Regions from separate parts of the Homo sapiens genome. Here region 2 is linked to region 1. Evidence: chromatin loops called from intact Hi-C (ENCODE). Cell type or tissue: Caco-2. All regions are shown on one strand. Each heading gives the region's core, and the rest is flanking DNA. Links, peaks and the distances in the headings are about the cores only.

Region 1 (15,047 bases), core at 4,688-12,687:
CCTTCCTCTTATTTCAACTGCTAGAGGCCTTCCTCTTTTACTAATCCTCCAGGGCACAGACCCTTCACGGGTGTCAGGCTGGGGGATGGTCAGGTCTTTCCCATCCCATGAGGCCATATTTCAGACTATCACATGGGCAGAAACCTTGGACAATACCGGGCTTTCCAGGGCAGAGGTCCCTGCGGCTTTCCGCAGTGCATTGTGCCCCTGGTTTATTGAGATGGGAGAATGGCGATGACTCTTACCAAGTATACTGCCTGTAAACATTTTGTTAACAAGGCACATCCTGCACAGCCCTAGATCCCTTAAACCTTGATTCCATACAACACATGTTTTTGTGAGCACAAGGTTGGGGCAAAGTTACAGATTAACAGCATATCAGGGCAAAGCAATTGTTCAGGGTACAGGTCAAAACGGAGTTTCTTATGTCTTCCTTTTCTACATAGACACAGTAACAGTCTGATCTCTCTTTCTTTTCCCTTCATATCCCCCTTTTCTTTTTGACAAAACCGCCATAGTCATTATGGCCTGTTTTTGTTGGTCGTTGTCTTTTTGGAGCTGTTAGATACACCTGTAAACTAACAACAGACAGAACAGGCATGCAAGGATTAATACAAATTTACAATAGTGGAACTTTTGATAGTTTTAACCCAAGTGACGAGGTTAAGATTTGTGAGGCCATCAACAGCTTTTACAATTGTCTTAGTTTTTGGTACCAAATTTAAATGGGCTTTTGATGCCTTAAAAATTTGGTTTTTTAATTTTGAAATATTTAAAGTAAGATTATTTTTTCTGTTTTGTAGATGGCGTTTAACCATGTCCCATTGATGTTCAGAGTCATTATAGGCTCGGGGTGTAATACAAAAATCTGACGTATTTCAGTCACACTGTAACTGAAAAAGATATTTCAAGCTCATGGAGCCTATCTCTCATTTAAATGACAGTTTGTCTAAGATTATTAATTTGGTTTGCCAATTTTGGATCTATTTGGGTCTGAGAATTGCACAATTTTGAGGAATTCTTTTGCCAATTATTTACATATTTAGCAGTTTGAATAGAAGAGTGTAAAGCAATTCCAGCAGCCGCAGCAGTAGCTGTGACTGCAATAAGACCCATAATCACATAATTAAAGTAAAAATGAATCTTTTGGATCTAGTTAGAACTTTTTTTAATACTTTTGTTAAAATACGGACAGATGGGGAAGACTCTCATGGTCGGTCTATGGACACAGGGATCCACATGCCCTCTCTTGCCCTCACTAGCAGAATATGGTGCTGCCAATTAAAAGTTGAATCAATGCAAGTAAACAATCTACAATTTTCACAGGTTATAGTTTGGGAATCTGGTTTAATAACTGTGTTTTTTACAACTAGTATATAAGGGGGTTTTACACAACTTTGTAAAGGAATTGTTAAATTGGAATTTAGGTTGATAGTATAATATGGCTTACGACTTTTTGGTTTTATAGCTTGATTTCCAGACCAAATTTTAACGTGGTGCAAAGCCACAGTAAGTTTTTATAATTTTGGATGTTTAGGACTAGTAACAGGACGAACTAACTTTGGTTGAGGTGATGAAATTCTCTTTTTACCCCATTTTTATGGATAGGGTGATTTAAACCTTTATAAAACCTGGTCTTGCCTTTTAGTTAAATCACTAATAGAGGCTGGATGAATGGGCCAGATGGATGGGGCCTGTGAACATGAGTGAGTCTGGCCTGTACAATTATAATATAATTGGCCTCGAGGGGCCCAGTTTATAATAGTTTCCAATTTATTGTTTTGTAATACCACAGCAGTATCAGTCACACATTTTTTCCAAACTAAGACTTTTGGGCCTTTTGATTTTTTGGGAATTTCTTGGGGCAAGGCTTCCCCTTACGCCTAAATTTTAATGATCTTTGATAAGAAGAGTCCTGTAAATTATTTATCTGTGGCTCCAGTGACATTTCACTTACCATGTGATAAGTAAATCTACTGGTGGCACTGACAGTAGGTACTTCTACCCACCAAATTTGGGTTGTAGGCGTTAAGCATCCTGGTGCCTTTTCTAGGCAAATAGGGGGATAATAATACCCAATGGAAATATTTATTATTATTTCTTTTTTTTTTTTTGATTGGGCACGGCAACGATCATCTGTGGGGCCTGGTACCCACGCACTATTATTAACATATTCTTTAATAGGATTATTTATCCATGTGACTGCCCAAATTAAGGACAGGAAAGGCACATAGGCCCAGTAAGTATAATTAGCTGCAGCTGTTTCTGCAGACATGAGGAGACTTACCACCGTTGATACAATTATCAAAGCTGTAACCAGTATATTTTCTAGAGTTTGTATTACCCTTGTTTTTTTAGGCTTTTTTTAGCTAACTGTGTCAGCTTCTTTAGTGGACCCCAGGTCGGCAGCTCCGCTTTTTTGGTGGATGACAGCTTTATCTGTTTTTTTGATATTACCATTTTGTTTACTTGGGGAGTCGATGATGCTTGATTGTGGGTTTTTTGTTTTTGCAGAGGCGCTTTTTTTGCATCTTCGATGGGTTTATTGTAGAACTTTAAATGTCTAGTGGGTATTCAAACAGGAAGCTGATTTTTTTCTGGTGAAACACAAGTAGTCCCAACTACGGAAGGCAGAGGACAAGGGGGGTGAGGCAGGAGGATCACTTTAGCCTAGGAGTTGGTGGCTGAAGTGAGCTATGATCGCACCACTGCACTCCAGATTGGGTGACAGAGCCACATCCTATCTCTAAAACTAAAAAATTAAAACATACAAAATCATCTTGTTTGGTCATCTCTTAGAAATGGATGAATTCCTTTTCGAGATGAAGATTTAATGTTTCCCAGATTTCACCTATTATCTTAGTAAACAAAACGGGGACTTAAAGAGGCAGGAGTTAATAAACAGAAATACAGGTACAGTGCCTCTGCCCTGAAAGCACTTAACCCAGCTGGAGAAAAAAGACAAATACATGCAAATTTTCACAACAAAAGATCTGAGTGACAGATATAGTGATCATCTGCCTCAAAGAAAGACACAGCTCATTGCTGAAAGGGTGGCCGAACAGTGTGGACCCTGAAAGACTACAGAACTTCAGAGGAGATCAAATGACTGCAGTGACCACCCCTGTGCAGGCGACAACTTCTACATTTCTCTCTCAATTTGACCCTGGAGCTGCAGATCCATCTTTCCAATCAGCTCAGTAAGTATTTACTGCGTTAAAGAGCTTCTGGAGTGAAAACATGAAGAAGCCATGACTCCTGCAGCCATGTGTTGGGGGAAGCAGAACACTTACCCACTCTCCCTGAGCCTCAATTTCCTCATCTGTGAAATAGGAATGATAACAGTACTTACTATCTTATGAGAGGATTAAGAGGGATGAAAATCTTCCCAGAGGCTGCAGCTACCATTTATTGCTTGCTTTCCATGTGCAAGTACATTGAATCCTCAGATTTCACTGACACTGAGATAGCAAATAACTTGTCCACAGTTGCAAAGCTAGTAAATGGCAGAAAAGCTCCTGTTCTTGGCCATCTGCTTCTACTGTACATGTGATAATGGATCGAAAGTGTCATAATGCCATCTGTCCCACGATAGTTTCTCCATAAATGGCAGTCATTATTAGGGCAGTTCTAGTCAATTTCTACTGCTTGTAGAATGTTTACTCCCCCAAATGTTTACTCTAGACTCAAGAAAGGAGACTCCACAGAGATGACCCTTGCACTAGACCCTGAAGGCTTTTCAACACAAAAGGGATGGAAGGGACAGACAGCCAGGGCAGGAACAACACAAAGACATGCCCAGAGGAAAGAAAGCTCCCGGAGTTTCAGGAAACAGCTAGAGAGGGGTAGGACATGGGGTGAAAAAGTCATCTGGGACAAGATCGAAAGGGCCCTGACTATCAAGAGGCTGGGTGTGACTTGGTCAATATAGGAGAACAACCAAGGAAGAGGGGCATGTTCTGGCTGGTGCTGGCAGCGATTCTGGAAGACCCAAGAAAATGGAGGCAGACAGTGAGGAACGCACTGTAACACCCTCTGGGTGAGCAAGAGTAAGGTTATGAAGTTGGCCAGCAGCGGCAGGCATGCCAGTAAGTGTCTAAACAGGTGAAATGCTTCCCGTTACCCTCAGGTAAAGTCAACAGGACCTGTGTAGATTGTGTCGGGGGAGGAGGAGTGAAGGAACAGATAGTTAAGGTTAGGTTGTTTAGAAAAAAATACATTATTTAGGCCGGGCACGGTGGCTTACACCTGTAATGCTAGCACTTTGGGAGGAGGTCAGGAGATCGAGACTATCCTGGCTAACACGGTGAAACCCCGTCTCTACCAAAAATACAAAAACTTAGCCAGGTGTGGTGGTGGATGCCTGTAGTCCCAGCTACTCGGGAGGCTGGGGTAGGAGAATTGTATGAACCTGGGAGGTGGAGCTTGCAGTGAGCCGAGATTGCACCACTGCACTTCAGCCTGGGTGACAGAGCGAGATTCCGTCTCAAAAAAAAAAAATTATTTAAAATGAAATTTGAGTTTGCAGTACCTTTATACCTCTGAAGACGTTTCTGTCAAAAGTGTGTCTTAAAAAAAAAAAGCGTGTCTAGTTTGAGGCCTAATTTGGTCTAGAACTAAAGAAAAAAACCAGCACTAGATTTAATTGCAAGGAGTTATATGAAACTGTGGAGTGGATATTATGCTCCAAAAACCAACTGTGGAGTGAGTGAAGACCAGGACAGAACACCATAAAGTGCCTCCATTTAAGAGGCCAGGAGAAGCCAGGCCTCCCCTGGGATTATAGGCACATGCCACCATGCCCAGCCAATTTTTATATTTTTTTAGTAGAGACGGGGTTTCACCATGTTGGCCAGAATGGTCTCGATCTCCTGACCTCGTGATCCACCTGCCATGGCCTCCCAAAGTGCTGGGGTTACAGGCATGAGCCACCGCGCCCGGGGTTAACCAAACCTCTTCTTTTTTTTTGAGATGGAGTCTTGCTCTGTTGCCCAGAGTGGAGTGCAGTGGCGTGATCTCGGCCCACTGCAACCTCCGCCTCCGAGGTTCAAGCAATTCTTCTGCCTCAGCCTCCTGAGTAGCTGGGACTACAGGGGTGTGCCACCATGCCTGGCTAAGTTTTTGTATTTTTAGTAGAGACAGGGTTTCACCGTGTTAGCCAGGATGGTCTTGCTCTCCTGACATTGTGATCCACCCACCCTGGCCTCCCAAAGTGCTGGGATTACAGGCGTGAGCCACCGCACCCGGCCACCTCTTTCATTGTCTCTACTTTCTCCCCTTGCTTCTCAACTCCCTGCACCCTAGCTCTTGCCCAAGCGATCACCAAAAGTGTTCTTCCTTCAAGGGCCTGGTGCCTCCACATGGACAAATCCAGCGGTTGCTCCTCGGTCCTACTCCATCTGACACTGCTGATCATTCCCTCCTTAAAACTGCCTGCCCTCGGGGCTTCCATGACATCTTCTCTTTCAATTCTTTTCTGATATTTCCGACTCTCCCTTCTTCATCTCCTTCTGGATTTTCTCTTCTCCCACGAGGCTCTGGCACTCTCATGGTGCTGACTTTCATCCTCTGACCCTCCTACTGACGTCCTCACCCAGGCCTCACAATGTCAGCTACCACTACAAGCTATAACCAAGAAGTCCATGCTTTCTGGAGACAGAGAGAGGAGAAGGACCAGAGAGCAGCAGACCAGAGGTGGGGATGGGCAGTGGGGTGGGTGAGGTGGGGGAAGTGTGCGTGGTTAATGGGTATGAAAAATAGAAAGAATGAATAAGGTCTAGTATTTGATAATCCAACAGGGTTACTATGGTCAGCAATAATTTCATTATACATTTAAAAATAACTACAAAAGTATAACTGGATATGTTTATAAGACAAAGGATAAATGCTTGAGGTGATGGCCACCCCATTTACCCTACTGTGATTATTACACATTGTATGCCTGTATTGTAATATCCCATATACTGGCCAGGCGCAGTGGCTCACGCCTATAATCCCAGCACTTTGGGAGGCTGAGGCGGGCGGATCACTAGGTCAGGAGATCGAGACCATCCTGGCTAACATGGTGAAACCCTGTCTCTACTAAAAATACAAAAAAATTATCTGGGCGTGGTGGTGGGTGCCTGCAGTCCCAGCTACTCGGGAATTTGAGGCAGGAGAATGGCTTGAACCTGGGAGAGAGAGGTTGCAATGAGCTGAGATACGCACCACTGCACTCCAGCCTGGGCAACAGAGCAAGACTCCGTCTCAAAATAAAAAAAGGAATATCCCATATACCCAAAATATATACACCTATCATGTACTCAGAAAAATTTAAAAATTAAAAAACAGCCATGTCCTCATGCCATGTGACCTGAGCTTCACACATTTGTGGCCGACTGCCTGCTAGATTTCTCCACCTTGACATCTCTGACATGCCATGAACTTAACACGCCCCAGAGTGACCCTACAGCCTTCCCAACAAACCAGCTCTTCCCATTGTACTTCTCTTCTCGGTGAAGTGCCAGGCACCCAGGCCAGAAATCTGAGGGTCCTCCTTGACTCCTCCTTCACCCACTGCACATATTCAGTCACCAAGTATCAATGATTACACTTCTTTCAGGACATCTAGGCTAGGCGTGGTGACTCATGCCTGTAATCCCAGCACTTTGGGAGGCAGAGGCAGGCGGATCATTTGAGGTCAGGAATTTGAGACCAGCCTGGCCAACATGGTGAAACCCTGTCTCCACTAAAAATATAAAAATTAGCCGGGCATAGTGGTGGGCGCCTGTAGTCCTAGCTACTCGGAAGGCTAAAGCAAGAGAATCTTTTGAACGCGGGAAGAGGAGATTGCAGCGAGCGAGATCGCGCCACTGCACTCCAGCTTGGGCAACAGAGCAAGACTCCAACTCAAAAAAAAAAAAAAAAAATGCTGGGCTTGGTGGCTCACGCCTGTAATCCCAGCACTTTGGGAGGCCAAGGCGGGCGGATCATGAGGTCAGGAGATCGAGACCATCCTGGCTAACACGGTGAAACCCCGTCTCTACTAAAAAAATACAAAAAATTAGCCAGGCATGGTGGCGGGCACCTGTAGTCCCACCTACTCGGGAGGCAGAGGCAGGAGAATGGCATGAACCCGGGAGGTGGAGCTTGCAGTGAGCCAAGATCGTGCCACTGCACTCCAGCACTTCAGCCTGGGCGATAGAGCAAGACTCCGTCTCAAAAAAAAAAAAAAAAAAAAAAAAAAGATACCTATCCCTTCCTCACCATTTCTACAGCCCACTCCAACCTCTTGGTTAGAGGATGATGGCCTTCATCTTCAGTGGGCTGCCACTTTTTCAATCTATCTGCACTCATACAAATAAAGTCTCTTTTAAAAGACAGAAACATAGTCATCTCATTATCCTGCTTGTAATCCTCCCACTGTCCTCACAGGTTGTAGTCTGAACTTGAATTTCCTTAGTTCAGCCCCCAGAACCCTCTGAAATCTGGTCTTTGTCAGTCTCTATAGCTTTGTATGGCCCTACTTTGCACTCATATCCCAATTGACCCAAACTGCAAACACCCTACAGAAAAGCACGAGGCTACTTCCTGATCTCAGGCCCTACTTGGCACATGGTGTTTGCTGACACTTCAGTGTCTCTCCACCGTGTCCCTACCATAGCACCTCCACTGTGTTCATCTTTGTGTCCCCAACAACCAAGACAAAGCTGCCATGAGGTAAACGTAATCTGAAGCATACATGAGAGAAAGAGCTAGGGAAGCCCCGACTTGCAAAAGTTCATGGGAGAGAAAGGGGAAAACTCTGGGGAGATACGGGGCAGGACTCCACTCTCTGAAAGCAGCCAGGGTACCCGACTGCAGACACCAGGAAACCTACAACTCATCCGTCGACTCTGAGCTTTGCTGGTCCCAGAGGAACATATTCCAAATACGTTGTCAACTCCCAAGAATAATCTGTGCCCAGAAGAGTCCTTTTTAGGGATGCAAAGTTATTTATGACCCTATCTAAGCTGGGTCTTGAAGGCAAGTCCTCTTGCTATATTCCCGGCAGACCTAATCCCAACCCTAACACAGAGCTGTATACTTTAGGGAGGAGATGTCAGTATGAGAGCTGGGGCTACAAGCCAGGCTGCAGTTCTTTGGGAACTAGGTGCCTGAAGCAAAAACTAAAATGATTAAAGAGCCAAATGCTTCAGAGGAAGTAACATGCTGTAGAAAAAAATGACACAGAGCCAGGTGCGCGGTGGCTCACGTCTGTAATCCCAGCACTTTGGGAGGCCAAGGCGGGTGGATTCTTTGAGGTCAGGAGTTCAGGACTAGCCTGTCCAACATGGTGAAACTCCATTTCTACTAAAAAAAAAAAAAATTAGCCGGGCATGATGGCAGGCGCATGTAATCCCAGCTACTCAGGAGGCTGAGACAGGAGAATCACTTGAACTGGGGAGGCGGAGGTTGCAGTGAACCAAGATCACGCCATTGCACTCCAGCCTGGGCAACAAGAGCGAAACTCCACCTCGAAAAAAAGAAAAAATGACACAGGACATCGTATCACAGTGACTTGCAGTTGAGTCCCAACACTACTGCTTTGCTGAATAAGGTTATAAAGTCAAACAAAACATGGTTCCTACCCTACCCGCAAGGTCTCTCTGGTAGTGGAGGTATTTAAGCAAGTTAATAGAGCCCCAGCTTGTACTAACAGAATCAGACCCATTAAGGGCTGTTATCTTGAATCTCCTCTCCCTGAGAGAATGGCAGAGAAAAATTCTGTTGTGAATATTCAAACACCAGGATTAAAGACGCTTCAGGAGTTCCTGTTGTAAGTGTAATGTCTTAAGCTGCAACTAGCACACAATGGTCCAGGTCTTGATGGCTTTGGTCAAGCAGCTCCCTGGGTCACGGGACACTGAGGCTGTTTGAACTGCAAGGGCTGCAAGTTCCCAGAGAAGGAGCCAGGCCCAGCCACAGTGAAGAAGCCTGCCTCTCCCTCTACTGGCTGTTGGACAACAACACTGCCTGTAGCGTTTGCTCTTGGCAGTCATGGAACCAAGTAATTAATGAAAGGGTTGAGGTTAAAAGGTTTAGAAAGCCTTTTAAAAAGATTTTTGGCCAGGCGTGGTGGCTCACCCCTGTAATCCCAGCACTTTGGGAGGCTGAGGCAGGCGGATCATGAGGTCAGGAGATCGAGACCATCCTGGCTAACACAGTGAAACCCCATCTCTACTAAAAATACAAAAAATTAGCTGGGCATGGTAGCAGGTGCCTGTAGTCCCAGCTACTCGGGAGGCTGAGGCAGGAGAATGGTGTGAACCCGGGAGGCAGAGCTTGCAGTGAACCGAGATCGCGCCACTGCACTCCAGCCTGGGCGACACAGCGAGACTCCGTCTCAAAAAAAAAAAAAGAAAAAGATTTTTTAAAATCCTCGATTTCAAGATCACAAGTGGAAAAAAGGAGTTGAAATTAATCCTTCTTGAATATTACAGTCTGCTTTAAATTTATATAGATTATGGCCAATCATGAATCAGCTTGCAAGACAATGCCTATTTATGTGTAGGTTTTTTGAACAGTCTTTGTCCATATTTATAGTGGAAAAGATGTTGGGCTTAGGAAGCAATACATCAGCCCAGACAAAGAGCTGAAAAGAGGCCTTAGAAATCAACTGTTAGGACTTCTGCTATAGGACAAGATGGAGAAAGCCCACGAAAGCCTTTCTCTCTGCATAGATTACAATGAGAAATTTTGAGACAGCTGGGCGCAGTGGCTCACACCTGTAATCCCAGCACTTTGGGAGGCTGAGGCGGCGGATCACCTGAGGTCAGGAGTTCAAGACAAGCCTGGCCAACATGGAGAAACCCCATCTCTACTAAAAATACAGAAATTAGCGCTGGTGGCATGCACCTGTAATCCCAGCTACTCAGGAGGCTGAGGTGGGAGAATCACTTGAACCCAGGAGGCAGTGGTTGCAGTGAGCCGAGACTGTGCCAATGCCCTCCAGCCTGGGCAACAGAGCGAGACTCCGTCTCAAAAAAAAAAAAAGAAAAAAAAGAAGAAGAAATCTCCAGACAAAATACACAAAAATATACCTGAGGACTCTGAAAAGCAAATTAAAAGCAGGTGGCCTGGGAGGGAAACAAAACCTGAGAACCATTTGGGGTGGAGGATGAATCTGAGTTTCTTGGGGCTTTTTTCCCTCTTTTCTCTCAGGGCCTCAATCCTGGTGCAGCTGTGGTGGCCTCTATAGAAAGCTCCAACTCCAGGAGAAACCCAATCTTTCTGGCCAGGGAACTGAGAAAGGCTGGAGACCTGGGAGGAGCTCACAACTCAAGGGCAGCCCCCAACACAGGGACCAGCAGCAGGCATAGCCCGGAAGGGAGCCCTTGCTCTCCAAAGTGCCCAAGAGTCATTTTTTCCTTTTCCACTTTCCCTGCTCTGCTCCAAGGACAGCTCTAGTAACAACCACACACAGGCAGGCAGGTAAACCTTTGAGAGACACTGGGAACAACCACACCTAGGCAGGCAGGTAAACCTTTGAGAGACATTCAGAACAACCACAAACAGACGGGCAGGCAAACCTTTGAGAGAAACTCAGAACTTGTGGCTAGAGGACCAAAAAAGGGATCTCATGTGAACCAGAGTACGAGCGGGGGAGTCCCAGAGAGGAGAGCTAGAGAAGGGGACTCCTCCAAACTTGAATATCAATCAACACAAATCCTAGGTTCACCTGAGCTATTTATGTGCAGAACAGCACCAAAACAGCAAGCATGGAACAGACCCAGCACAGCAAAGACCCCGAGTGAGAAGGGAGCAAGTTCCACCGCCAGTCCAGTCCCATATGCAAAGACTCAGAGTGGCAGGGCAAAGGTTTCAAAAACCAAATGACACTGAAATCCTTGCCCCGACTTGAAGTCCGAACCTAATTGGATTGACAGTCTCCTAAAACACAAACCAGAGGCTTTTAACAGGACCCAGAGTCCAAACAATATAATACTCAAATGCCCAGGATACAATCTACAATTACCTCGACCACGAAAATATGACTCATTCTCCAGGGAAAAGGTAATCAACAGATGCCAAGCCCATGATGACCCAGATGTTAAAATTATCAAGATTCTGCTACTATAACAACCGGTGGTAAAAGTAAACATTCCTGAAATGAATGGAACAATACTAGTTCTCAGGAAAGAACAGAAGTTATAACAAATAACCAAATGGAAACTTTAGAACTGAAAAATACCTGAAATGAAAAATTCACTGGTAGGCTTGATAACGGAAGATGCCAGAACAATCTGTGTGTATACAGACAGATCAACAGAAATTATCCCGTTAAGACTTTGAGGCTGCAGTGAGCCTGATCGCGCCACCGCACTTCAGCTTGGGCAACAGAGTGAAACCCTGTCTCTATTTAAAAAGAGACAGAAAAAAAGAGAGAAATTATTCCATTTGAAATATAATTTTTTTTAAAAAAAGGAACAGAACCACAGAAACCTGTACAGCAGCATCAGAGGTCTACCAATCACCCAGGAGTGATTGGGTGATTGGAGTCTCTCTCTGTCACCCAGGCTGGAGGGCAGTGACACAGTCTCAGCTCACTGTGTTTTTGGAATTCAAGAAAAGGAGGAGAAAGAGTTTGGGACAGAAAAATATTTCAAGAATAGTTAAAAACTTCACAAATTTAGTAAGAAACATAAATTTACATAATCAAGAAGCTCAGTAAAGATAAATTGGGGAAAAAATGCTGAAATATATCATTATCAAATTATTGCAGACCAAAGACTTGAACAATCTTTTTTCAAATTTAATTTTATTTAAAAAAATTTTCCTTAGGCTAGTCAAGTGAAGCAGTGGGAGTAGAGAGGGAATACAAAAATCTTAAAAGCAGCCAGAGGAAAATGACACATTAGGGTTAGGGTGATAGCAGATTTTTAAAAACTTTTTTTCAATTAATTATTATTATTATTATTATTTTCTTTTTTTGAGATAGAGTCTCACTCTGTCTCCCAGGCTGGAGTGCAGTAGCACGATCTCCACTCACTGCAAGCTCTGCCTCCCGGGTTCATGCCATTCTCCTGCCTCAGCCTCCCAAGTAGCTGGGACTACAGGCACCCGCTACCACACCCGGCTAATTTTTTGTATTTTTAGTAGAGATGGGGTTTAATCGTGTTAGCCAGGATTGTCTCGATCTCCTGACCTTGTGATCCGCCCTCCTCAGCCTCCCAAAGTGCTGGGATTACAGGCATAAGCCACCACGACCGGCCCCCATCTCTATTTTTTAAAAAATAATTAATTGGGCCAGGCGCGGTGGCTCATGTCTGTAACCCCAGCACTTTGGGAGGTCGAAGCGGGTGGATCATGAGGTCAGGAAATCAAGACCATCCTGGCTAACACGGTGAAACCCATCTCTACTAAAAATACAAAAAATTAGCTGGGCGTGGTGGCGGGAGCCTGTAGTCCCAGCTACTCAGGAGGCTGAGGCAGGAGAATGGCGTGAACCTGGGAGGTGGAGCTTGCAGCGAGCAGAGATTGCGCCACAGCACTCCAGCCTGGGTGACAGAGCGAGACTCTGTCTTAAAAAAAAAAGAGATGGGGTCTTGCTATGTTGCCCAGGCTGGTCTCAAACTCTTGGCCCCAAGTGATCCTCCTGCTTTGGTCTCCCAAAGTGTTGAGATTACAGGCATGAGCCACCACACCTGGCCTGATTACAGATTTCTAATCAGAAACTGTGACAGTCAGAAGTCACTGAAATGACATCTTTAAAGTTCTGAAGGAAAAGACCAATCAACCCAGTGAAATTATCCTTCAGGAATGAAAGAAACTAATTACATTCTTGGCTGGCGCTGTGGCTCACACCTGTAATCCCAGCACTTTGGGAGGCCGAGGCAGGCGGATCACAAGGTCAGGAGATCGAGACCATCCTGGCTAACACGGTGAAATCCGGTCTCTACTAAAAATACAAAAAATTAGCCAGGTGTGGCGGCGGGCGCCTGTAGTCCCAGCCACCTGGGAGACTGAGGCAGCAGAATGGCGTGAACCCAGGAGGCGGAGCTTGCAGTGAACCGAGATTGCACCACTGTATTCCAGCCTGGGCGACAGAGAGTGAAAGAAATGATGACATCTTGGGTAGACATAAAAGACTATTTTTGTTATCTTAAGTTCTTTAAAATATGTAAGAATATAGAAAGTAAATAGGCCAGGCACGGTGGCTCACGCCTGTAATCCCAGCACTTTGGGACGCAGAGGTGGGCAGATCACGAGGTCAGCAGATCGAGACCATCCTGGCAAACATGGTGAAACCCTGTCTCTACTAAAAATATAAAAATTAGCTTGGCGTGGTGGCACATGCCTGTAATCCCAGCTACTCAGGAGGCTGAGGCAGGAGAATAGCTGGAACCAGGGAGTCCGAGGTTGCAGTGAGTCAAGATCGCGCCACTGCACTCCAGCCTGGTGACAGAGTGAGACTCTGTCTCAAAAAAAGAAAAAAAAAAGAATATAGAAAGTAAATGTTAAAACACTACTAACAGTACCTAGATTTTATGTTTCAATGTATGTAGATTATATGTTATAAATACAACAACTATAATGTAAAGAGACTTATATACATTTACTAACTGGTCAAATATTAACTCTGGACTATAAATGGTCAGGCATGCATATTATTATCCTTACAGTAACTACTAAAAATAAAAATAAACAAAAAAGATACAGCCAAAAGACTACAAATCTTTTTAGATTTATAGATACAGAAAAAGCAAGTGACAAGATTCAACACCCAATCTCAGCAATTTGAACTTCGTAAACCTGTTGAAGGACATCCATAGAAAACCTACACTAACATCATACTTAATGGTAAAGGACTGACTGTTTCCCTTGAGATCAGGGACAAGATGAGGATGTCTGCTCTCACCACTCCTACTCAACATCGTCCTGTAGGCCCCAGCTGGGGCAATGAAATAAGAAAAAGAAAAGACATACAGATGAGAAAGAAATAAAACTCTATTTGCAGACAACATGACTGTCAGCATAGAAAATCCTAAAGAATAAACTAAAAAAGTTCCTGGAACTAATAAGTGTATTTAGCAAGGCTGGAGGGCATAAGATCAATATAAATTCAGCTATATTTCTATATCAGCAATCAAGAACTGGAAATGAGCACCATTTATAATAGCACCCAAAATTATAAAATAGGTATAAATTTTAAAAAATTTGTGCAGAACCTGTACGCTACACTGTTTTCATGGACTGGAAGGCTCACTATTGTTGTTGTTTTTTTTAACCTTTGACTGATCTTAAATTATTCATATTGTTGGCCGGGCGCAGTGGCTTACGCCTATAATCCCAGCACTTTGGGAGGCCGAGGCGGGCAGATCACGAGGTCAGGAGATCGAGACCATCCTGGCTAACACAGTGAAACCCCATCTCTACTAAAAATACAAAAAATTAGCCGGGCGTGGTGGCAGGCACCTGTAGTCCCAGCTACTCAGGAGGCTGAGGCAGGAGAATGGCATGAACCCAGGAGGTGGAGCGTGCAGTGAGCCGAGATCGCACCACTGCACTCCAGCCTAGGCGACAGAGACTCTGTCTCAAAAATAAATAAATAAATAAATAAATAAATAAATAAATAAATAAAATTATTCATATTGTCAAGATGTCAATTCTCTGCCAAAACTGACCTATAGATATAACACAATCCCAATCAGAATCTCAGTAGGATTTGTTGCAGGTATCAACAAGTCAATTCAAAAATGTTACATAGGCCGGGCACGATGGCTCATGCCTGTAATCCTAGCACTTTGAGAGGTCGAGGCAGGGGGATCACCTGAGGTCAGGAGTTCAAGACCAGCCTGGCCAACACGGCGAAACCCCATCTCTACTAAAAATACAAAAATTGGCCGGGTGCAGTGGCTCACGCCTGTAATCCCAGCACTTTTGGAGGCTGAGGCCGGCAGATCACCTGAGGTCAGGAGTTTGAGACCACCCTGACCAACACGGTGAAATGCCATCTCTACTAAAATTACAAAAATTATCTGGGCGTGGTGGCACGTGCCTGTAATCCCAGCTACTCAGGAGGCTGA
Region 2 (15,047 bases), core at 2,936-10,935, 290 kb before region 1:
TTGGGATCCCGACAGGTGTTTCCCCCAGGTCCATTAGGAGTCTTCTGTTACTTTTAGAGATCGTTTTTATAGTGTAATATACTAATTTTCCTTTAATTTAGGCTCAGGTTTCTGGGACTTTGGTCCACCTCAGTTTGCAGATTTCACAAGCAAATTATTTTACGTTTCTTTTCTACAGACTTTACCCCTTATTTGGGATGTGTGAAAAATTTTTACAGGAAGTAGACTTTTTTCAGAGGTAAGTATTTTATAACTCTTCCGGCTTATAAAATCTTGGTTACACGGAGTATAGCACTTGCAGGCAATAGGAACAATCACAAATCACATTCCTTGGTTTAGCTTGTGCAGCCAGGCTATCATCTGTGGCCATGTCGTTAACCTTAAATTAGGAAAAAAAAACTAATTTGGTTTTTTTCCTTAATATTATAGAAACTTCTTTGAAGTTGGAGCTTCAAAACTAAACCTACCAGGAATCACTTGCATTTAGCACTCAGCTAGGCCATAAAAACACAAGTAATATGAAGAAAACGTGTAAATACGTTTGTTGAAAAAAATCATTAGTCATCTGTTTTTTTCAACACTGTTCGTTCACACCATTCTTATTTATTTATTTATTTATTTATTTATTTATTTATTTGAGACAGAGTCTTGCTCTGTCACCCACGCTGGAGTGCAGTGGCGCAGTCTTGGCTCATTGCAGCCTCCGCCTCCTGGGTTCAAGTGATTCTTCTGCCTCAGCCTCCCAAGTAGTTGGGACTACAGGTGCCTGCCACCACACCTGGCTAATTTTTGTATTTTTAGTAGAGACGGGGTTTCATCATGTTGGCCAGGCTGGTCTCTAACTCCTGACCTCAAGTGATCTGCCTGCCTTGGCCTCCCAAAGTGCTGGGATTACAGGCATGAGCCACCACCGCGTCTGACCTCATTATTATTTTTTGAGACAGGGTCTCACTCTGTCACCCAGACTGGCACAGCTCACTGCACCCTTGAACTCCTGGGCTAAAGCTATCATCCTACTTCAGACTCCTGAGTAGCTAGGACTACAGGCATGTGCCACCATGCCTGGATAATTTTTAATATTTTTTTTAGAGATGGGGTCTTGCTGTGTTGCTCAGGCTGGTCTCAAACTCCTGGCTTCAAGAGATCCTCCTGCCTCTGCCTCCTGAAGTATTGGGATTACAGGTGTGAACCACTGCACCAGGCCCACACTGTTCTTATACTTGCATATTTCTCTGTAATCTACAAACAATTGTTTTGTAATTCTATAGGTAAATTTTATTTTGTAGAATACATATATTTTTTCAGAGTTTTATATGGAATGAATCTGTTAAAGCACATGCAGTAGTTGAATGGAAAGCTTGATGAAGAAATAGGAGTCAAGGGAGTGACCAGACTTCTGGTATGCTGGCAGAATAATACTGGGAGAAGACATAGGATCTTAAAGCACTGATGAAGTCTGTTTCATTTCTTCCGCTCATTGTCTCTGCCCTCATGAAGTTCACCAAACCTGAGGTTTTTGTGACTCTGTACTTGTCATTGGGGTGATGATAGCTTCTTACAGGGCTGAGTTGCAACGCTACCTTCACCAGCAGGTAATGCTGTCTAGCAAACTGTACCATCTAGCTTAGCTTTTTAAGATCCTAGTTTTGAGGCTGGGCGCGGTGGCTCACGCCTGTAATCCCAGCACTTTGGGAGGCTGAGGCGGGTGGATCATGAGGTCAGGAGTTCGAGACCAGCCTGGCCAACATAATGAAACCCTGTCTCTACTAAAAAATACAAAAAATTAGTAGGGCGTGGTGGTGGGCAGCTGTAATCCCAGCCACTCGGGAGGCTGAGGCAGGAGAATTGCTTGAACACAGGAGGCGGAGGTTCCAGTGAGCCGACATCACGCCATTGCACACCAGCCCGGGCAATAGCGCGAGACTCCTTCCCAAAAAGAAAATAAAAAATAAATTCTAGTTTTGAATCTGAAATAAGTTCATGCCTTACTTTTGGCTTTAGATTCTTTAAAGTAGAGAGTCTGTTTTTGCACAGTTGGGTTGAAAAGATTTTTGGGAAGATGATAGCTCTGAATCCCCAAAGTTCTTCATCTGATGTTCTTAATTCATCCTTTGAGTTCCTGCACAGATATCACCTCCTCAGTGAGATATTTTTTGACTATCCACTGGCACGAGGCCCAAAATTGGATCAGTCTGAGACAGGAGTAACGTACTTAACTTTTCTGAGCCTCAGTGAGGCATCATCCCCTCTGAGTCTCAGTATTTCTGCCACTTGAATGTAAGCTCCATTGAAGCAATCGTTTTGTTCTCTTTTGTTCACTGTGTTTCCAGAACCTAAAATAGTGCTTGGTGCTTCGTAGGTCTTAAAAATGTATTTGTTAAAATAATTAATGAATCTATAATATGAAAATAAAAATTCTAATGATGCATAGGATTGCTGGGAGTTAAATAAGATCATGTAAAACACTTAAGAGTATGCCTGGCACATAATGGTTATCAATAAACAGAGGCCTTTCTGATGATCATGTGACTGAGGCATGATTGTATAGGTACCAGTCTATCTTGGTCGTAAATTGCAAGCTCTTCTCACTTCATCATTCTTCCTACTTCAGGGTTTGGTAGGTGTCTGGGGCCCAGCCTGTGGTGAATGTGTGCACAGTTGAATGAGTCAGTTGCTTCTGTTTGTTCCTCCAGGTATTTCATCGCTGATTTGCCCCACTTGCAGGACAGCTTTGTGGACAAACTCCTTGACCTTATGCCCCGACTCATGACATCCAAACCTGCAGAAGTGGTCAAAATTCTACAGACCATGCTGCGACAGAGTGCCTTTCTGCATCTCCCACTTCCAGAGCAGGTCAGGGTCTATTTGGCCCCTGTAGGCCAAATCTGTCCAGACGGTCAAAAATCTTTACCTTGGTGATCTTCTTTGACCAATGGAGCAGCTGGGCTAGGCTCTTCCTCTGAGTGGCTCCCACATGCCCACTCATTAGATAAGGAGACAGAAAAAAGATGTGTTTTCTTGTCCAGGAATGACCTGGCTTTAGAATCATAGGATTTTCCTCTGGCTTACAGATCCACAAAGCCTCAGCCACCATCATTGAGCCAGCGGGCGAGTCAGACAACCCTTTGCAGTTTAACTCTGGGTTGGTGGTTGCCCTGGATGTTGATGCAACCCTGGAGCATGTGCAGGATCCTCAGAACACTGTTAAGGTCCAGGTCTGTCGGGTTTGGGTCCTCGTGGAGCTTCTAGACTGACCTTGTGTTGAAGTATTTAATGTTAGTACCCCTATAGTCTCTACTTGAGGGACAGAAACTGGGACAGGAGAAGAAATGAGCCTCTGTGGGAAAGAACCTAGGCTTGAATCTCAACTACTGCTGAGTGTGGTTTGAAGCAAGTTACTTTAAACTCTGAGTCTCAGATTCTACAACTGACAAATAGGAGGAGTTGACATAAAGAGATAATGAATTTAAAGCCCCCAGGACCCAGTAAGGGTTCAGTAAATGATAAGACCTTTTCTAATCTTGTAATGTGACGTTAAGATTTGGTCTTTTATTACAGAAAACTATAATAAACAAGTTCCTTTCAGGCTGTGAGTCAGTCAGCTGGCAGATAAAATTTATGGATGGGAAAAAGCGATTACTAGGAAATATTCTTTCCCAAGTTACATAGATGTAATAGAGACACATGAGAAATGTAGTAGAGACACTAATCAATTCAGACAGTGCAGTTAAGCCCCACAAAGAGTACTACTCCTTCATTCATCCATCTGTCCACTCATTCATCCTTCCTTCCATCCATTTGTGCAATTGTGTTTACTCTATTGCATGCACTAAGTGCTGTGGTTGCCAAGGTAAATATATCACAGTTCTTCCTCTCGGGGTGTACACAGTTTCATTCAGAGACATACAAATGGGCAGGCAATTATAAAACAGGGTTTGGTGAGTAGACATGCACAGGATGGGTCATCTCCTAGACTGTCTCCTAAAAAACCCTTTCAAAGCACCTCTACCACATGCAGGGCTAAACCTTTTAGAGTATTCAATTTGGAGTGTGGTGGAGGCTCAGGAAAGGAAAGGAGAAGGGCACAAGGGATATGAGAGAAGGGCCAAAGGGATATGAGTCAAAGCAGGGATGCAAGCACTGGCAGGAAGTACAATAAGGGGACAGAAAAATAGGCTGGAACAGGCAGAGAAGGCTTCCTGGAGGAGGTAAGGATGAATCAGGCCTTGAAGATTACGCTTTTCGGCTATGGTGACAATAAAGGAACGGGCCTTCTGGCTTCCAAGCAGAAATTATTATAAATTATGAGACCTGCAGAGAACTAGTTCTGAGCTAGCTGTGAAGTTGTATTGCATATTGGAGTGTTTTTGTTTTGTTTTGTTTTTTTCCACATTAGTGGTTGTCCACCTTCACTGCACTTTAGGATTACTCAGAAAGCATTAAGAACAGATGAATAGGTGTCAGCCTACATTAATTAAATCAAAATCCTGAGAATAGGGCCTATGGGCACTAGTGTTTAAGAGTTCATAGGTGATTCTAATACGTAGTCAGTGATACCAGCAGAACTACTGTTTTACATTGTCCCTGAAAAAAAACTTCACTGATCACCTGAGTGTAAAGGAGATTGTAGGCAGGTTACTTAAGGGTCATCTCCTAGACTGTCTCCTAAACCCCCTTCAAAGCACATCTACCACACGCAAGGCTAAACCTTTTAGGTACCTTATAGGTAGAGGGACGGGAAACTCACTGCCCCATCGTGGGACAGGTCCAGTGCTTTGAAAGTGCCATCCAGTCCAGTCACCACACCCTGAGTCATTCCTCTGTTCCAGGCACTACTTACTTCAGGTGCTCGATAGAGATATAGCAGTAAACATGCCTCAGAGATGACACTGAGATTACATTCCCCAATAAAATACTGTAGATCTGTTCTTTAAAGCAAAGCCTGCAGAACTCCATTCATTAACTATTTATTTTATTTTATTTTATTATTATTATACTTTAAGTTTTAGGGTACATGTGTACAATGTGCAGGTTTGTTACATATGTATACATGTGCCATGTTGGTGTGCTGCACCCATTAACTTGTCACTTAGCATTGGGTATATCTCCAAATGCTATCCCTCCCCCCTCCCCCCACCCCACAACAGTCCCCGGGGTGTGATGTTCCCCTTCCTGTGTCCATGTGTTCTCATTGTTCAATTCCCACCTATGAGTGAGAACATGCGGTGTTTGGTTTTTTGTCCTTGTGATAGTTTGCTGAGAATGATGGTTTCCAGTTTCATCATGTTTTATGGCTGCATAGTATTCCATGGTGTATAAGTGCCACATTTTCTTAATCCAGTCTATCGTTGTTGGGCATTTGGGTTGGTTCCAAGTCTTTGCTATTGTGAATGGTGCCGCAATAAACATACGTGTGCATGTGTCTTTATAGCAGCATGATTTATAGTCCTTTGGGTATATACCCAGTAATGGGATGGCTGGGTCAAATGGTATTTCTAGTTCTAGATCCCTGAGGAATCGCCACACTGACTTCCACAATGGTTGAACTAGTTTAGAGTCCCAACAACAGTGTAAAAGTGTTCCTATTTCTCCACATCCTCTCTAGCACCTGTTGTTTCCTGACTTTTTAATGATCGCCATTCTAACTGGTGTGAGATGGTATCTCATTGTGGTTTTGATTTGCATTTCTCTGATGGCCAGTGATGATGAGCATTTTTTCATGTGTTTTTTGGCTGCATAAATGTCTTCTTTTGAGAAGTGTCTGTTCATATCCTCCGCCCACTTTTTGATGGGGTTGTTTGTTTTTTTCTTGTAAATTTATTTGAGTTCATTGTAGATTCTGGATATTTGCCCTTTGTTGGATGAGTAGGTTGCGAAAATTTTCTCCCATTTTGTAGGTTGCCTGTTCAGTCTGATGGTAGTTTCTTTTGCTGTGCAGAAGCTCTTTAGTTTAGTTAGATCCCGTTTGTCAATTTTGGCTTTTGTTGCCATTGCTTTTGGTGTTTTAGACATGAAGTCCTTGCCCATGCCTATGTCCTGAATGGTATTGCCTAGGTTTTCTTCTAGGGTTTTTATGGTTTTAGTTCTAACATGTAAGTCTTTAATCCATCTTGAATTAATTTTTGTCTAAGGTGTAAGGAAGGGATCCAGTTTCAGCTTTCTACATATGACTAGCCAGTTTTCCCAGCACCATTTATTAAATAGGGAATCCTTTCCCCACTGCTTGTTTTTGTCAGGTTTGTCAAAGATCAGATGGTTGTAGATATGTGGTGTTATTTCTGAGGACTCTGTTCTGTTCCATTGATCTATATCTCTGTTTTGGTACCAGTACCATGCTGTTTTGGTTATTGTAGCCTTGTAGTATAGTTTGAAGTCAGGTAGCATGATGCCTCTGGCTTTGTTCTTTTGGCTTAGGATTGACTTGGCGATGCGGGCTCTTTTTTGTTCCATATGAACTTTAAAGTAGTTTTTTCCAATTCTGTGAAGAAAGTCATTGGTAGCTTGATGGGGATGGCATTGAATCTATAAATTACCTTGGGCAGTATGGCCATTTTCACGATATTGATTCTTCCAACCCATGAGCGTGGAATGTTGTTCCATTTGTTTGTATTCTCTTTTATTTCATTGAACAGTGGTTTGCAGTTCTCCTTAACATCTGTTAAGGAGATTAATTAACATCTGTTAATGAGACCTTTCCTCGATTAAATATTCTGTCATTGGAGATTGGTACATTTCTTTGTCAAGGGCAACAGTTTTTAAGCCATTCACATACACACGTTCCTGGGAGAAGTGACACTGGGGAGATTTTTTTTTTAACCCCTGAAAATAAACATATCGGAGAATACATTCATGATCTCTCCACAGGTTCTAATAAAGGGGGGAGACCTGGGTTCTGCACCTGGCCTTGTTGTCGTGGTTACGGTTGCTTTCAGGCGATGGCACCTGTTCTCCAGGTGTGTCTGGACTTCTACTTGCTTTAGCCATATATGGCCACCAGGGGGAGCAGTCACCCCACAGTTGCCTGGAGCGCCCTCTCTCTCCAAATTCACAGCTTGAAATGTCACCTGTGGCCGTCTGCGGTCATCCACGGTTTTCTTTCTTACCTTTTCTTTCTTTCTTTCCTTCCTTCCTTCCTCCTTCCCTTTTTCCTTCGTTCCTTCCTTCCTTTTTTTTTCTTTCTTTCTCTTTTCTTTCTTTCTTTCCCCCTCTCTCTCTCCCTTCCTTCTTTGTCTTTCTTTCGATCCTTCCTTCCTTCTCCCCTCCCCTCCCCTCCTCTCCCCTTCCCGACAGAGTTTCGCTCTTGTTGCCCAGGCTGGAGTGCAGTGATGTGATCTCAGCTCGCTGCAACCTCTGCCTCCTGGGTTCAAGCAATTCTCCTGCCTCAGCCTCCCAAGCAGCTGGGATTACAGGTGCCCACCATCAAGCCTGGCTAATTTTGTATTTTTAGTAGAGACGGGGCTTCCCCATGTTGGCCAGGCTGGTCTTGAACCCCTGACCTCCGGTGATCCATCCTCCTCAGCCTTTCAAAGTGCTGGGATTACAGGTGTGAGCCACCACAGCTGGCCATCCATGGCTATTTTCACCATGCCTCGCTTTCCCCTGTTGGTTCAGTCACCCTCAAAGGACAGAGCCTCTGTGCTATAGGCCTCCCCCCAGATCTGTGCATTGCCTAATATGACTGGACCCTCCTCCCCACTCCCCATCCTGCCCCAGCTCCTCTGATGACATCATCGGCTCTGGAGCCACCACTCAGCCTCTTGCAGGAGGGTCCCCTCTCTCCAACCCCACTGGCCCCTCAGGACCCCACATCCCCCGGCACCGTCTGGTGCAGGGACTCTTTTTTCTCCTATACCCCACGTACTGTAGAATCTAAGGTAGGGTCTATATCCTTCATGGTTCCTGTGGTCGTGTCCAAGACCTTTCTCTTTCAAAGGCAGCGGAGTCACCTGCTGTCCCTCTCAGTGACTGCTGTCTGCTGGTCTTCCGCTTGCACCTCGTCATCCATTGAGGACTTGTGTTCCTGGCTGACTGCGTTCTCCATCCTTCTTGCCGTCTTGTAGAGCAGCAACCCCTCTACATTCCCCCAGCAGGTTTGCAACAGTGATTTCATACAAGACGTTGGTGTCGTCACCCACGTGGACAGGCCAGCCTACTCCGCATCTCTCTGGGCACTTAGACTGCTGCAGCTCCAGTGAGCTTTTCCAACATGCCTCTCAGCCACCACTCCCTGCCTGCGGTCACACCTGGGACCCTCCATCACCCAGAAAGGAGACTTCAGACAGCTCTCTGCTGACCTCTCTTCTGTTGCTCCAGAACTCTCCACTTGGCCTCCCCACCTCATTGTCACTCTCTCTGTGGTCATTGCCTTCCTTAATCATGGTTCATAATTAAAATCAACTCCTGCAGGGCGAGGTGGTTCACGCCTGTAATCCCAGCACTTTGGGAGGCCGAAGTGGGTGGATCACTTGAGGTCAGGAGTTCGAGACCAGCCTGGCCAAAATGGCAAAACCCCTGTCTCTACTGAAAATACAAAAATTAGCTGGGTGTGGTGGCAGGCGCCTGTAATCCTAGCTACTAGGGAGGCTGAGGCAGGAAAAATCGCTTGAATCCGGGAGGTGGAGGTTGCAGTGAGCCGAGATCACACCACTACACTCCAGCCTAGGCGACAGAGGGAGACTCCATCTCAAAAAAAGAAGAAAAAAAACCTCCTTTTTCTCTCTCTCTCCTGACATTGTTCCCCTGGGCAAGGGTGACATGAACAGGCTGGATCTCTTGCATCTGCAACTGGACAGCCAAGCATCACTGGGAAAGCACACACTCAGCTGCACTTTCACTTTATTCATCTATTTATTCATTTACTTATTTATTTATTTATTTATTTATTTATTTTAGTGACAGGGTCTCACTCTGTCACCCAGGCTGGAGTGCAGTGGTGTGATCAGAGCTCACTGCAGCCTCCATCTCCTGAAGCGATCCTCCCATCTCAGGTTCTGTGGGAGCTGGGATCACAGGCGTGCACCACACCATGCCCATCTAATTTTCTAATTTTCTATAGAGATAAGGTCTCGCCATGTTGCCTAGGCTGCTCTTGAACTCCTGGCCTCAAGCAATCCTCCTCACCTCAACACCCCAAAGTGCTGGGATTACAGGTGTGAGCCACCATGTTTGGCTGTACTTTGACTTTTTTTTTTTTTTTTGAGACGGAGTTTTGCTCTTGTCACCCACGCTGGAGTGCAGTGGCGCAATCTCAGCTCACTGCAACCTCTGTCTCCTGGGTTCAAGCAATTCTCCCACCTCAGCCTCCTGAGTAGCTGGGATTACAGGTGCCCACAACCCTGCCCAGCTAATTTTTATATTTTAAGTAGAGATGGAGTTTCACCATGTTGGCCAGGCTGGTCATGAACTCCTGGCCTCAGGTGATCCACCCATTTCAGCCTCTGAAAGTGCTGGGATTACAGGCGTGAGCCACCGCACCTGGCCTGGCTGGACTTTCACTTTAAATTCAGACTTCAAGTGGGCTTCCTGGCAACCCCTCTACATTCCCCCAGGAGGTTTGCAACAGCGATTTCATACTTCCTCTCTCTCTCTCCTCAAACCTCCTGTGCTTCCTTCCCTCCCTCCCTTCTGCTCAGCTGACACTCACTTCTCCAACATTACTAGAAGCCCTCAGAGTGAATGTTCTTATCTTCCCACCATCCACCGACTGTGTCTCTCTCTTCCTTCCACTGTCACTGTGTAATAATTGCCCTTCTGCGGCTGGGCATGGTGGCTCATGCCTGTAATCCCAGCACTTTGGGAGGCTGAGGTGGGAGGACTGCTTGAAGCCAGGAGCTTGAGACCAGCCTGGGCAACATAGTGAGACTCCATCTCTACAAAAAAGTTTAAAAATTAGCCATGGGCTGGGTACGGTAGCTCACGCCTGTAATCTCAGCACTTTGGGAGGCTGAGGTGGGCGGATCACCTGAGGTCAGGAGTTCAAGACCAGCCTGGCCAACATGGTGAAACACTGTCTCTATAAAAATACAAAAATTAGCTGGGCCTGGTGGCATGCACCTGTAATTCCAGCTACTTGGGAGGCTGAGGCAGGAGGGTCACTTGAACCCAGGAGGCGGAGGTTGCAGTGAGCCAAGAATGCACCATTGCACTCCAGCCTGGGTGACAGAGCGAGACTGTGTCTCAAAAATAAAAATAAAAGTTAGCAAGGCATGGTGGTGTGCACCTGTGGTCCCAGCTACTCAGGAGGCTGAGCTGGGAGGATCACTTGAGCTCACGAGTTCAAGGCTGCAGTGAGCCATGATTGGGTCACTGCACACCAGCCTGGGTGATGGAGTGAGACCTTATCTCTCAAAAAAAAAAAATGTCCTTTTGATTTATGAAGCCTCGGCCCGGCCTGAGCTGTGGGTTCCTATTCCTTCTGGCTTTCTCAAGCTTTTCTTGTCCACTGGAAGCTTTCACTAGAGGGTAGAGGACTGGCTCTGTAATTGGGGACCTAATTGATGCTCTGTTTTCTGTAAAGAGGAATTTTTCTAATTGCCACTTAGCAGGGAGCCTGGCTAGGGATGGAATCTGGGGGCCTTACTATTGGTTCACCCTCCTGGGGACCCCTCATCTTTGGTCCATGCATATTCTCCTTGGGGTGGCATCCTGGAATTAATGATCTCTTACACATCACAGCACCTCGAAGCTCCCCCAGACACATCCTCATCCAGCCTCTCACTCTGATGCCATCATTGTCTAGGGACACCTCCGCATAGGTCCATACCATGTCTCAAGCTGCTCATCTCAACAACATTTGTGCTCCAGGAGGTGGAGGTGCCCTAGGGGGCTCCTCACCAAGGGAGTGGGCAGGTGATCCCAGCACTTTGGGAGGCCGAGGCAGGTGGGTCATTTGAGGTCAGGAGTTCATGATCAGCCTGACCAACATGGTGAAACCCTATTTCTGCTAAAAATACAAAAAAATTAGCCAGGCCTGGTGGTGCATGCCTGTAGTCCCAGCTACTCAGGAGGCTGAAGAGAATCGCTTGAACCTGTAAAGCGGAGCTTGCAGTGAGCCGAGATCACACCACTGCCCTCCAGCCTGGGTGACAGAGTGAGATTTAATAAAAGTGTATGCATTGAACCCATTGGGAGGTTTATCTGTTAGGGAAATGGGAATAACTGGGAATCACACAATCAGAGAGACAGGAGTCGGGACTTGCATGGGGCTGTGATGCCGTGGCCTGTGGGTCTGGGTGGGGGAATGTGATGCACTCTGCCCTCCCCCTAGGCCCCATCCCTCCTGTCTAACTCAGTTGTCCTTACCTGTGGCTCTCAGGCTCCCCTGCAAAGGCACATTGTGGCTGCAGCTTCCAGCTTCCTCAGAAGCAAACATCCTTTGGTAAAAGCCAAGAGGTCAAGCCGGGCTTGGTGGTTCACTCCTGTAATCCCAGCACTTTGGGAGGCTGAGTATCACGAGGTCAGGAGTTCAAGACCAGTCTGGCCAACATAATATAACAGTATAACGTATAATAGTCGAATGCATAAAAAAAATTACAATGACAGCAAAAAAAACAAAACAAGACCAAAAAAAGACAAATCAGACTTACCTTTCTCCGTGCTAGATTTCTAGGAGGCCACACTCTTCTCTTCCTGTTCCTCCCCTAAATAAAAATGGAGCACAAAATTATGACTACAGATTTCTTCAAGAAAGACCTGTAGATTCTGCAAGAGCAAGATCCTAGAAAGAGAGAATGAGGAAATGAACATTGAAGTCCAGACACAAAACAGGAAAGAGGGAGACTGGCTTCACTCTCTCCTGGTGGGACTGTCACAAAAACGAGTCAGAGGCAAAATTTCCTAAGACTGCTTCCTCTAGGTAATGCTTTAGTTTTACCCCCTTCAAGCACTGCAGAGTCAGCATATTCTTTTCTGTGGCTTCAATTCTGCAAGATTCAGGTCTGATAGGAAATCATGTAAACCTGATTAGCAGAGTACAAAGAAAAGAGAGAGGCAGAGGGAGAGGGAAAGAGAATCTCTTGGGAGAACTAAATGAATAGACACAGAAGCAGACTCAGGCGGGCGCAGTGCCTCACGCCTGTAATCCCAGCACTGGGAGGCCAAGGCTGGTGGATCACTTGAGATCAGGAGTCTGAGACAAGCGTGGCCAACATGGTGAAACCCTCTCGCTACTAAAAATACAAAGATATTAGCCAAGTGGTAGTAGCATGTGCCTGTAAGCCCAGCTATTTGGGAGGCTGAGGCAGGAGAATTGCTGAACCCAGGGGGCAGATGTTGCAGTAAGCCCAGATCACGCCACTGCACTCCAGCCTGGGCAATAGAGAGACACTCCGTTTCAAAAGAAAAAAAAATTCACCGGATGTGGTGGCACATGCCTGTGGTCCCAGCTACTCGGGAGGCTGAGGCAGGAGAATTACTTGAACGCCAGAGGTGGAGTTTGCAATGAGCCGAGATCGTGTCTCTGCTCTGCAGCCTGGGTGATAGAGCGAGACTCCATCTCAAAAATAAATAAATATATAAATACAGGGGACAGAGACAACAGCATTCCAAGATGAATCAGAGAAAGGATCTGCTGCCCAATTACAAGGAAGCAAAGACAACAGTTTGTGTGTGTGTGTGTGTGTGTGTGTGTGTGTGTGTGTGTGTGTGTGCGCATGTCTGAGACAGGGTCTTGCTCTGTCACCCAGGCTGGAGTGCAGCAGTGCAATCATAGCCCACTGCAGCCTAGAACTCCTGGGCTTAAGCAATCCTCCTACCTCAGCCTCCTGAGTAGCGGGGACTACAGATGCACACCACCATGCCCCGCTAAGTTTTTATTTTTTGTAGAAACAGGGTCTCGCTATGTTGCCCAGGCTGACATTGAACTCATGGCCTCAAGGAATCCTCCCACACTGGCCTCCCAAAGTGCTGAGATGACAGCCGTGAGCCACCACACTGGGACTGCAGTTTCTTATAAAGTTAAACATATACTTATCATAGGACCCACCAAGGCTGGGCGCGGTGGCTCATGCCTGTAATCCCAGCACTTTGGGAGGCTGAGGCAGGTGGATCACCTGAGGTCAGGAGTTCAAAACCAGCCTAGCCAACATGGTGAAACCCCCGTCTCTACTAAAAATACAAAATTTCCAGGCATGGTGGCACATGCCTGTAATCCCAGCTACTAGGGAGGCTGAGGCAGGAGAATTGCTTAAACCCAGAAGGCAGAGGTTGCGGTGAGCCGAGATTGCGCCATTGCACTCCAGCCTGGGCAGCAAGAGTGAAACTCCATCTCAAAAAATAAAAATTAAAAAGACACCCAGCAATCCCAGTCTTGGAGTTTTATCCAAGAGAAATGAAAACATATTCATAGCAGCTTTATTTGTGACTGCCCAACACAAGAAAAAACCCAAATATTCACCAACAGATAAATAGCTAAACAAATTGTGGTATATCCCTACGATGGAACACTACTCAGTAATAAAAAGAAATGAATTACTGATACATGCTACAACATGGATAAATATTTTAAAAAATATACCAATAGGGCTGGGCGCGGTGGCTCATGCCTGTAATCCCAGTACTTTGGGAGGCTGAGGCAGGTGGATCACGAGATCAGGAGATTGAGACCATCCTGGCTAACACGGTGAAACCCCGTCTCTACTAAAAATACAAAAAATTAGCTGGGCACGGTGGCACATGCCTGTAGTCCCAGCCACTCAGGAGGCTGAGGCAGGCGAATCGCTTGAACCCAGGGGGCAGAGGTTGCAGTGGGCCAAGATTGCGCCACTGCACTCCAGCCTGGGGGACAGAGCAAGACTCAGTCTCAAAAAAAAAAAAAATTATACCGATGGAAGGCCAGGCACGGTGGCTCACACCTGTAATCCCAGCACTTTGGGAGGCCAAGGCAGGCAGATTACCTGAGGTCAGCAGTGACCAGCCCAACCAACATGGTGAAACCCTGTCTCTACTAAAAATACAAAATTATCTGGGCATGGTGGCGCATGCTTGTAATCCCAGCTACTCAGGAAGCTGAGGCAGGAGAATCACTTGAACCCGGAAGGCAGATGTTGCAGTGAGCTGAGATTGCGCTACTGCACTGCAGCCTGGGCAACAGGAGCGAAACTCCATCTCAAAAAAAAAAAATTATACCGATGGAAAGAAGCCAGACACAAGAGCACATACTGTTTCAGTTATATGAAACACTAGAAAATACAAATGCCCTAACAACAAAGATCAGATCAGTAGGGCTGGGGGTTGGGACGGGGCTGACTGGAAAGAGGCCCTAGGAACCTTCTGGGTGATGGAAATGTTATTGTGATGATTACAAGTATGAATAAATTTGTCAAAATTCATCAAAATGCACACTTAAAGAGTGTATTTTATTACATTTAATTATATAGCAATAAAACACTGGCTTTAAAAAAGTCTCTGATAAGAGGCTGGTCTAGGCAAACTTGAGGATCCCTTCCACCCTAATTCTAGCCCAAATATTTTCTTTTTTTTTCTTTTTTTCTTTTTTTTTTCCTGAGATGGAGTCTCACTCTTGTCGCCCAGGCTGGAGTGCAGTGGCGCGATCTTAGCTCACTGCAATTTCCACCTCCCAGGTTCAAGCAATTCACCTGCCTCAGCCTCCTGAGAGCTGGCATTATAGGCACACACCACCATGCCCAGCTAATTTTTTGTATTTTTAGTAGACAGGGTTTCACCATGCTGGCCAGGCTGGTCTTGAACTCCTGACCTCAGGTGATCTGCTCGCCTCAGCCTCCCAAAGTGCTGGGATTACAGGTGTGAACCACCATGCCCAGCTAGTCCAAGTATTTTCTTAAAAATAAAATAAAACAAGGCCGGGCATGGGGGCTCACCCCTGTAATCCCAGTACTTTGGGAGGCCGAGGTGAGAGGATTGATTGAGCCCAGGTGTTTGAGACCAGCCTGGGCAACATAGTGAGACGTCATCTGTACAAAAAATAAAATAAATGAGCCAGGCATGGTGGTGCATACTTGTAGTCCCAGCTACTTGGGAGGCTGAGGGGAGGATCACTTGAGCTCAGGAGTTTGCGACTGCAATAAGCT

What was found. Hi-C counts contacts between places; a loop is a spot of excess contacts. Peaks named below come from ENCODE experiments on the same cell type or tissue, not always from the same donor. Only the 100,000 strongest peaks of a DNase experiment are listed, where the experiment ranks them.
Region 2: a loop joins it to region 1, with 10 times the contacts of the local background. A loop is called at or near these places in 10 of 110 quality-filtered maps.

The regions. Positions count from the first base shown.
Region 1 is chr7:66,005,193-66,020,239 of GRCh38, forward strand. All of the region lies in intron 4 of LOC105375336 (a long non-coding RNA gene), which reads right to left. Among named protein-coding and RNA genes, the nearest start is that of GUSB, 31 kb to the left of the region's middle. In Caco-2, for the core only: no CTCF peak of the experiment used is centred there; a DNase peak (open chromatin) is centred at 8,939.
Region 2 is chr7:65,715,470-65,730,516 of GRCh38, forward strand. It overlaps LINC03006 (long intergenic non-protein coding RNA 3006), which reads right to left. Exons shown (of 8, transcript NR_038378.4): 3 at 11,586-11,639. It also overlaps the pseudogene INTS4P2. Among named protein-coding and RNA genes, the nearest start is that of SNORA22, 33 kb to the right of the region's middle. In Caco-2, for the core only: a CTCF peak has its summit at 6,965 (motif pointing right); a DNase peak (open chromatin) is centred at 6,992.